Regions from separate parts of the Homo sapiens genome. Here region 1 is linked to region 2. A link is a contact called in ENCODE Hi-C or POLR2A ChIA-PET data. All regions are on one chromosome and are shown on one strand. The core of a region is the stretch at or near the end of the contact, and the rest is flanking DNA. Distances in the headings are between cores, read along the strand shown.

Evidence for each region. Hi-C counts contacts between places; a loop is a spot of excess contacts on that map. ChIA-PET counts read pairs that join two places held with the same protein, here RNA polymerase II (POLR2A).
Region 1: a map of mammary epithelial cell shows a loop between it and region 2 (2.0-fold over the local background). The contact joins two enhancer-like sites. A Hi-C loop is called at or near these places in 2 of 168 maps with a recorded cell type or tissue (Panc1 and mammary epithelial cell). POLR2A ChIA-PET finds 5 or more read pairs at or near these places in 2 of 52 experiments (BJ and CD8-positive, alpha-beta T cell).

Annotation. Positions count from the first base shown.
Region 1 is chr11:75,943,746-75,948,807 of GRCh38, reverse strand. All of the region lies in intron 6 of UVRAG (UV radiation resistance associated), which reads right to left. Among named protein-coding and RNA genes, the nearest start is that of UVRAG, 130 kb to the right of the region's middle. RefSeq lists an enhancer at 2,177-2,276. Within about 2 kb of position 2,214, at least 8 of the 41 ENCODE cell types and tissues checked have a DNase peak (open chromatin) inside an H3K27ac peak, as active enhancers do.
Region 2 is chr11:76,027,880-76,032,604 of GRCh38, reverse strand. The region is part of intron 12 of UVRAG (UV radiation resistance associated); the gene reads right to left. Among named protein-coding and RNA genes, the nearest start is that of WNT11, 180 kb to the left of the region's middle. Within about 2 kb of position 2,269, at least 4 of the 41 ENCODE cell types and tissues checked have a DNase peak (open chromatin) inside an H3K27ac peak, as active enhancers do.

The sequences.
Region 1 (5,062 bases), core at 965-3,464, 84 kb after region 2:
GGACACTAACCTTTTAGATACTCTAGGCCCTCTAATAGCTAGTGTGTGGTTGCCTACACAGTTCCTTTCATTATGTATCTATGGGTAATTAACATATATGTACTTCTAGTCATGTTGATAACATCTTCCATCGATGATAAAAGGATTTTTCTGGTGTCTAAAAAGGCGTGATCTACATTTTTCTACACTAAATGAATTTTCCATTTTTTAAAGAATTCTATTCAAATAAATCCACCTATTCAAATAAATTTTATCAAATAAATCCGCTCCATGATAGTCATGAATCACTGCAGTGCTCCAGAACTGACATCACATTATATTAGTGCTGCCTTTTCCCTCACTCATACTTCCTGTGTTCAATCACCTAAACCTATTGATTCTTCTTTCCCAATGCTCTTATCCGCATAATTTCCTTTTCATCATTCCCACTGTAAGCACCCTGGTTCTGCGTTAATAAAAGGCCTTCCTTTTTAATCTCTGCCCTTTTCAATCCATTTGGAACACTGCCATGAGAATGCTCTCCTAAAACACAGATTTCAATAGCGTCCTTCAAAAAATCAAAACAATGATGTAAGAGGTATGGAGATCTTTTAAGTCTTAGTGTATCAATAATTAGAATGACTACAGGCAAATTTGAGCTCTTTATACAAAAGAAAAAAACCACCATGTACTAGCACCAAATAATCACAAATTCTAAAAAGCTAATATTAGATGTTATTCTTTGCTTGAAAACAGCTCAGGGCGATTTAAATAAACATTTAAACTCTGTTGTTTTAGCCTGGCAATTCAAAGTCCAATGAAATCTAGCTCAGGCACAATAGTATTAATATTTACCAGAAACCTGAGGCCTAATACAGTGCCTGGCACATAGAATATATTTATTTAATAATTCGTTGGTGAATGAATACATATTTATTTAGTGCTGGCTATGTGCCAGGCACTAAGCTAAAAACTTGAAATGGATATTTCATTTAATTCTCACAAAAATCCATAGACGTAATCATTCCCGTTCTACCTGTGAGAAAACTGAAGCTGGTAAGTGGCAGAATCACTATTTAAACCCAGGTTTGTTTAACTCCAAAGCCCGTGGTCTTCACTGCTTATTTCCCACCCACAAACCCATCGTTCCTAAGCTAATCTTGTCATCATCTCCCCACAAACCTTGGCATCAGTAACACCTTACATGTTAAATAATTTTAGTTTCCAAAGTGCTTTTTCACAGACACATTATTTAGGTTAAACCTTCCAAATATATGTGTCCAAGCTCAGTATTCCTCCCCTTATATATCAGGTTGCTGTGTGCTTTTCTCTTCCATTATTCTACGATTCTATTCATAATATAACTCGTATCTCAACTAAATCTGCTGCTGCATTTTATCCCACTATCTTTGGGGTAGGCAGAATTCTAAAATGTCACCCCAAGATTCCCATTCTCTGCATAATCCCCTTCTCTTGGTTATTAGCAGGACTTATAAACACCATAGGATATTACTCCCAGAAATGTTACTTTACAAGGTGAAGGAATTGAGGGGCTATAATTAAGGTCACGTATCAGTTCACTTTGAGTTAACCAAAAGGGAGATTAGCTGGGTGCTATAGGCTGAACTGTATCCCTTCATCCCCCGCCCCAAATTCATGTTGAAGTATCCTAACCCTTAATGTGACTATATTTGGAAACAAGACTTTCAGGAGGTAATTAAAGTTGATGAGGTCATAGGGTGGCCTCAAAAGAACAGGAAGAGAAAAAGATCTCTCCCTCTCCACACGCATGCAAGAAGGAAAGGCTATGTGAAGTCACAACAGGCAGGTGGCCATCTGTATGCTAGGGAGAGAGCCTCGCCAGAAACTGAACCATGCTGGCACCTTGATCTCAGAGTTCCAGCCTTCAGATCTCTGAGAAAATAAATGTCTGTTGTTAAAACCACCCAGACTGGTATTTTGTTATGGCAGTCTAAGCTGACTAATACAGACGGTAGGTCTGCTCTAACCAGGTAAGCCCTTAAAAGGGACTGGCCCTTCCTGAAAGAAGAGATTTGAAGCATGAGAGGGCCTATAAAGTGGGCCACATGGCAAGAAACTGCAGGTGGCCTCAATGGGGCTGACAGCAGCCCTCAGACCACTATCAGCAAGAGAACAAGAGGCTGAGTCCTATAAACCACAAGGAAGTGAACTCTGCCAAAAACCATGGGAGCTTAAACAAGGACCCTGAGCTCCAGAAAAGAACACAGCGCAGCTGACACTGATTTCAGCCTCATGAGACCATAAGCAGAGAACCAAGTCAGCTGTTCCCAAATTTCCGGCCTAAAGAAGAAACCGAGAAACAATAAAACAGGTATTATTTTAAGCCACTAAATTTGTGGTAATTTATTATCCAGCAATCAAAAACTAATACATTCTTTCAATCCAAATATTAATTATCCTTCTTTCACAGCCATCTCTTCATGATTCCATTTACTGAGCACATTATCACATTAGTCAAAATAACACCTGCACATTATAAATCTTTAGCCTAATTCCTTATCTGATCATGTTAACGTATCTTTAAATTTATTCATTCATCCTGTCTTCACATTGAGCACTTTCTATGTTGCTAATACTGAGTCTAGTGTTAAGAGAAAAAACATTGCAGACAGTCTGTGCTCTCTAAAAATATACCATTTATTTACATATTCATGCAATAAACATTTATTGAAGGCCTAAATGTTCACCATGCCCTCTGTTAAGTAATAAAAATACAGAGATCAGAGCATTATCTTCATAATGCTCAAACTTTGTAGACAACTTGGTTTGTAAACAATCATAACAGCATTATACAGGCTACAACACAGGCATGCATCGGGTAAGGGCTGAACATAAAAAAGGAGCATCTATTCTAGGGACGGGGTCAAGTGGAAGCAAAAGTCTTCTTGGAGGGGGTAAACACTGAGCCAACATTTGAAGGAAAAGTAGGAATTAGCTAGATAAAAAGGGAGAAAGATATTCCAGACAAAAGCAAAAACAAGTACAAAAACAAAAAAAAGGTACCCTAACATTTTCAGGAACTGTAAGCAGCTTAGCAAGGCTGGAGCACAGGGTCATATGGGAGAGGATGGCAAGAGATGAGGTAAAAAGGCAGGCAGAGGTCAGATTATGAAAACCTGGTATATTAGGATAAGGAGCTTTACTCTCAAGGCAAATAAATAAGTCATTTGGAGGCCTGACCACGAGATGTCATGTATGTAGGCTGCAATGCAAAAAGACCAGGCACCTGTAGGTACAAAACAGACCCACAAATTCATTTTGGAAGAGGAAGAACTCAAGTAGGAGCCCAGGAATAGTCAATATTTGGTAAGGGTTGTGGTCTCCCTCAACAGCACTGGGAGCATGCTCCATCTAGACTTCATATCATCTATAATCATTTGTTTTCCGGCTTTCTCCAGCAGTGGATTCCACACTCCTTGAAAACCTAGGCCTATAACTTGGTAGTGTCTGTGCTCCTGAGCTTCCCCGTAGTACTTTGTATATAGAGGCCTTCAGTAACAGACTGTAATAAAGATTACTCCCTTTCCTTCCTCAGAAATACAGAGGGGCACATCTCACCCTTCTCTTAACCCCCCAAAGCACAACAGACACCCACGGAATTAAAAATGATTATTTTAAGATTTCTCTGATTCTATTTTTCTCAGATGCTATGCAATATTTATTCAGTGATAATTAATTTATTTTTTTAGATGTATATCAAGCGTAGAAAAACTCCTGGGAAACTGCCTTGAGAACATTGTTTAATGTTTGTAAACCAGAAAAGACTGATCATTTCTCATTGTAGACACTACATGTCTATCAATTTAATAACCCAACATTTTCTGGCAGTAATATCTCACTGATTATTGATATTGACTTGACTACTGACTAAAGGTTCTGTATCTTTTTTTACTCAGACTGTTGCCCATATGCCAAGCCTCCCTCTTCTGATACAGTTGGTTTTAGGACTCAAGTATAAGACTATATTCTTTTCACAATTAAACTCTATCTTAAAATTTAAGATGAGCTGAATATAATTCTATCTTTCCAGTCCCCAGAGATCTTATTTACTAATTCCGTTACGCAATAATCACTGTCTCTATAAGTTCCACGTTACCACTGCATTAACTTAGTCAATTTTCTATATCTTTGTTCAAAGGCTTAGATTGTGGTATTCTCAAGAGGAAAAACCATGTCTCCCTTGATCACCACTGTATACCCAGCATATTGCATAGTTTCCAGCATGCAGTACTGAATAAACATTTGGCAGGTAAGTAATCAAATGAATGGACATGTTGAAAAAGACTAGGTCAATAGCAGAGCCCTATGCCATGCATTTAAAAATTTCCCTCTAGATAGCAAGTCATCAAGTAGTTACCAGTCGACCTATCTTTTCTGTCATTTAGCTTACACCTCTTCATCTTGCTCCCAAAGCTATCCTGACATACCTTATCAAACACATTATTGAAGTTATCTGTATCTACAAATCTAAGTACCCTTGCAAAATGGATACATTAGTCTAAGATAACTTGTTCTTGGGAAAGGCTCATTAAAGGAGACAGCATTTAAGCTCCAATATGAAGGAAGGGTAGCTAAGACTCTGACAGCTGTATGCAAGGGAACTGCTGTTTAGGGTATTGGGAATAGCTTTTCAAAGTCATTAAGGAAGCAGAGTGCATTACACGTTCAGAACAGAAAGTGGGTTGTGTGCTATAAAACAAAGAGGGCACAAGAGCAATATCATGAGAGGCAGGCTGGAAAGGTTGATCAGAGCTACAGTGCTATAGACTTTAAATGCCTAATAAATTCTCTGCACCTCTACAGCACCTACAGCAGTCTAAGGCACATGGGAATCACTCAAATACTCGTTGATGGATTTATTAAATATGATAGTTTCCCAAAAGACCAGGAGTCTACCCAAAAGCCTGCTTCTACATTCCTCTGTCTAGACCATGCACATAGTTGGGAAGAACACAATCTCATGGTAATGGCATCAAATAAGACAATACTATTGCTTATAAATACTTATAAAATTAACCTACTTTCATGGAAAAGTAAATAG
Region 2 (4,725 bases), core at 1,020-3,519:
TGCTGTGCATCCTGATGCCAGTTCAGAGCCAGGTAACTTTACCTAATTCTAGCATCTTGTGCAGTGACTAGTATGTCCTAGTGCTCAATAAACATGGTTGGCTTTCTTGCGATGTCCCCTCTTACAACTGAACTCTCTTATGATTTAACTATATATGAATTAAATGTTATATCAGTTTTTCATTTTCAATGAATTAGAGAAGAAAAGCAACTATTAAAAACTAATTGATCATTTAATCTGATTCAGAAACTACTTTTGGTGATCATCCTTAATAATTGTAAATCATCCAAAAGAGAGGTATAAAAATATGGTAGTTAAAACTATCTGGATTAAAGAGTGACATAAATTTGTTTTATAATGATACCATTACCCAGGACATAAATGTTATTATCCTTAGAAAACTGTCTAGAGAACTATTATGAGATGCTTTTGGAAGTTAAAATAATTTCACATCTACCTAAAAATAATTTTTACTCTTTCCTTCCATTCATTTTTGTCAGGAAACCAAAATATTCCCCCAAATTACCTACTGCAAACTCTCTGGCTTGATATAATTACCCTCATTCTCCCATTCTTTGCTTACCAAAAAATTCAAACATACAAGAATTAAAGAAAAGAACAGAGCTACTTTCATGCAACACCAATAAAATAAAGCTTTATTAAATTCAATGATTACTTCATATCAGAACACAAAGCATCTATGCTGTCCTATGATAAATAATAATGGACTGCAAATAGTCCATGAACTACTGGCACGCTCACTGATGTGTTGGGAGTCCTGTTGAGAAACACTGATTTCACATATATTAATAATGTAACAGTATTGAATGTGGGACATACCCCACTATTAACTAAATATATTATTCCTCTGTCCAGTCCCCCCAGCCCCTGCAAGCATTACACTGGACTCTATTTTTATTTGAGTATACCGAAAACTAGAAAAGCAGTAAGTTCAGGTTGGGGTCACATGTCAGAGTCATCTGGTTTTCTTTCTTATCCCACTGTCCCATTACATTACTGTATTTTAATTTAGTTGGTTACAGAAAGCTGAGATGACAGTAATACTAGAGAAGACTTCCTCATCCAGATAATAACATCAGCACTATAAAAGCACACTTCATTAAAAACAACACACACAACAATATACCTCCAAGTGTCAGTGATGAAATAGCTGCACAATTTCTCTTGACTCATTTTCCACATTTCTCCTCTCTCAGCGGAATGCCTAATCTTCACAAGGTGTTCATTTCCTGTCTCACCCAGCAGCCACCTTCTGCATTTTTATTTTGTTGATCTTTACTGCCTGAATTTCCATGGGGATTCCTTATTTTAAAACATGTTCTTTGCTCACACCCCTGAACATAACCCCATCAGTGCTGATGCCTGTGCCTTGGATTACAACAGCACAGAAGTTAATAGCTTGCCACAGTCCCAAGGGACTCTATGAAATAATGATTGTCCTGGCCAGAGCATCCAGAGTTAAAACAATGGGTCACAGAGTAGAGTGTCAGATTACCTAATAGAATTTGCAAAAACTGAATGTTCCTTTTACTCTCCTAATTCAAGAAATATTTATTGAGTGTCTACAAAATACAAGCCTCTCTGCAAGTCAGGGAAGTCTGACACCAAGTAAGATGCAGTTTCTACCCTGAAAATATTTCAGACAAGGATAAATAACTCAAATACACTACCTGCATCATTGAGTTGGGCTGTTATTAAATTAAAGTACATATAAAGAACTTCATTTCTGTGATACTATATAGAGAGAATAGTTCACAGGAATCCAAAAGAATTACAGTTTACCAAACTATGGGAAATCAAGAAAGAGCTTACGATGAAAGTTTTGATAATAAGGGAGGGCTTCATGTACAAGCACAGTTTTGATGCTAGAGATGGCTAGGGAGGGCATTCCAGACAAATAGAATAGCATGGACAATGAGTATCAAGGTAGGAAATACTGTGATGTGTTTGGAAAACAACCAATTGTTCAGTCTGACTGAAGCATAGGTTACGAACTGGGAAGGAACCTGGGGATATGACTAAAAAAGTAAATAGTGGGCCAGGGTGAGAACTATTTAGTTTGAAAATGCTCTGCATTCCTTGTAAGAATAAGGGCTTCAGCATTCACTAACCCGTATCTTCCAAGGCACACATGCTTACGTGACTACTTAGCAGACTGTAGACAGTTAACTCTCGGCCTATTTGAAGTACAGACATACACTGGATATATTGTGGGTTTGGTCCCAAACCACTGCAGAAAAGTTAGTATCTTGGCCGGGTGTTGTGGCTCACAGCTGTAATCCCAGCATTTTGGGAGGGTGAGAGAGAAGTATCGCTTGATGCCAGGAGTTTGAGATCAGCCTGGTCAACATAGCGGCACCCTTTCTCTACAAATAAAAATAAAAATAAATAAAGTGAGTATCTCAATAAAGAGTGACTCATACAGTTTTTTTTTTGTTTCCCAGTATATATGAAAATAGCATTATGTTTTAAAAATATCTTTGAACATGTGTTCATGGAAAAAATTAAAGAAAATACAAAATATATAGTTTAAAACAACGTACGTATCTTAGTTTAAAAACATATTATTGCTAAAAAATGCTAATGATCATCTGAGCCTTCAGAGAGTCATAATGTTTTTGCTGGTGGAGGGTCTTGCCTACTTGGCAATAGCTATTGACTAATCAGGGTGGTGGTTGCTGAAGGTTGGAGTGGCTGTGACAATTTCTTAAAATAAGACAATGAAGTTTTTGGCATCAATTGACTTTGCCTTTCATGTAGCATGCAATGCTGTTTGATAGCATTTACCCACAGTAGAACTTCTTTTACAATTGGAGTCAATCCTTCCTCTCAAACCCTGCCACTTCCTTGTCAACTAAGTTTATGTAACATTCTAAATCCTTTTTTTACATCATCTTCACTAGAATTAGGTTCCATCTCAAGGAACCACTTTCTTTGCTCATCCATAAGATGCAACTCCTCATTGTTAAACTTTTATCATGAAATAGTTATTTCTTCCACTGAAGTCTTGAACCCTTCAAAATCATCCATGAGGGTTGGAATCAACTTCTTCCAAACTTCTGTTAATGCTGATATTTTTATCTCCTCCCATGAATCATGAATATTCTGAATCGCATTTAGAATGGTGAATACTGTCCAGAAAGTTTTCCATTGATTTTGCCCAGATCCATCAGAGGAATCACTATGTATGGCAGCTACAGTCTTATGAAATGTGATGAAATGTGTTTCTTAAATAAGAAGACTTAAAAGTCATCCATGGGTTGCGGAATGGATACTATGTTAGCAGGCATGAAGACAACTTCCATTCAGCACTTGTGGGTAACCAGGTGTGTTTTCAATGAACAGTAATATTTTGAAAGGAATATTTTTTTCTGAGCCGTAGGTCTCAACAGGGGCCTTAAAATATTCAATAAACCATGTTGTAAACAGATGTGCTGTCATATAGGATTTGATGTTACATTTATAGAACACAGAGTATAGTTAGCATCATTCTTAAGGGCCCCAGGATTTTCAGAATGGTCACTGAGCATTAGCTTAAAGTTAGCAGCTGTATTAGCCCCTAATAAAAGAGTCAGCTTTTCCTTTGAATCTTTGCAGTCAGGCATTGACTTCTCCTTTCCAGCTATCGAAGTCCTAGATGGCATTTTCTTCCAACAGAAGGCTATTTTTGTCTACCTTGAAAATCTGTTGTTTAGTGTAGCCACCTGCATCAATACTCTTAGCTAGATCTTCTGGATAACTTGCTGCAGCTTCTCTATCAGCACTTCCTGCTTCACCTTGTACTTCTGTGTTCTAGGGATGGCTTCTTTCCTTAAACCTCATTAACCAACCTCTGTAGCTTCCAACTTTTCTCCTGCAGCTTCCTCATTTCTCTCAGATTTCAAGTAACTGAAGAAAGTTAGGTCGTTGCTCTGGATTAGGCTTTGGCTTATGGGAATGTTGCGGCTGGTTTGACTTTTTTATCCAGACCACTAAAACTCTATCCATATCAGCAATAAGTCTTTTCACTTTCTTATCATTTGTATGTTCACTGGAGTAGCACTTTTAATTTCTTTCAAGGACTTTTCCTTTGAATTTACAACTTGGCTCTTTCACACAAGAGGCCTAGCTTTCAGCCCATCTCAGCTTTTCACATTCTTTCCTCATTAAGCTCAATCATTCCTAGCTTTTAATTTAAAATGAGATATTGGAACTCTTCCTTTCACTTGAACACTTAGAGGCCATTATAGGGCTATATTAATTGGTCTAGTTTCAATAATGTTGTGTCTCAGGGACTATGGAGGTTTGAGGAGAGGGAGAGAGATGGGGGAAGAGCTGGTCAGTGGAGCAGTCAGAACACACACAACATTGATTAAGTCTGCCATCTTATATTGGTGTGGTTTGTATTGTCCCAAAATAATTACAACAATAACATGAAAGATCATTGATTATAGGTCACCACAATAGATATAATAATAATGAAAAGCTTGAAATATTGTGAAAGTTAATAAAATGTGACAGAGACACAAAGTGAGCACATGCTGTTGGAAAAATACCACTGACAGACTTGCTTGATGCAAGGTTACCACAAACCTTCAATTTGTAAAAAATGCAGTCTCTATGAAGCACAATAATGTAAAATGCAAAAAAATGAGGTATGCCTGTAAACAGACAAGCCTTCAGACCTACACCAGTTTTTATCCCTGCATTATGGGGAACTTCACT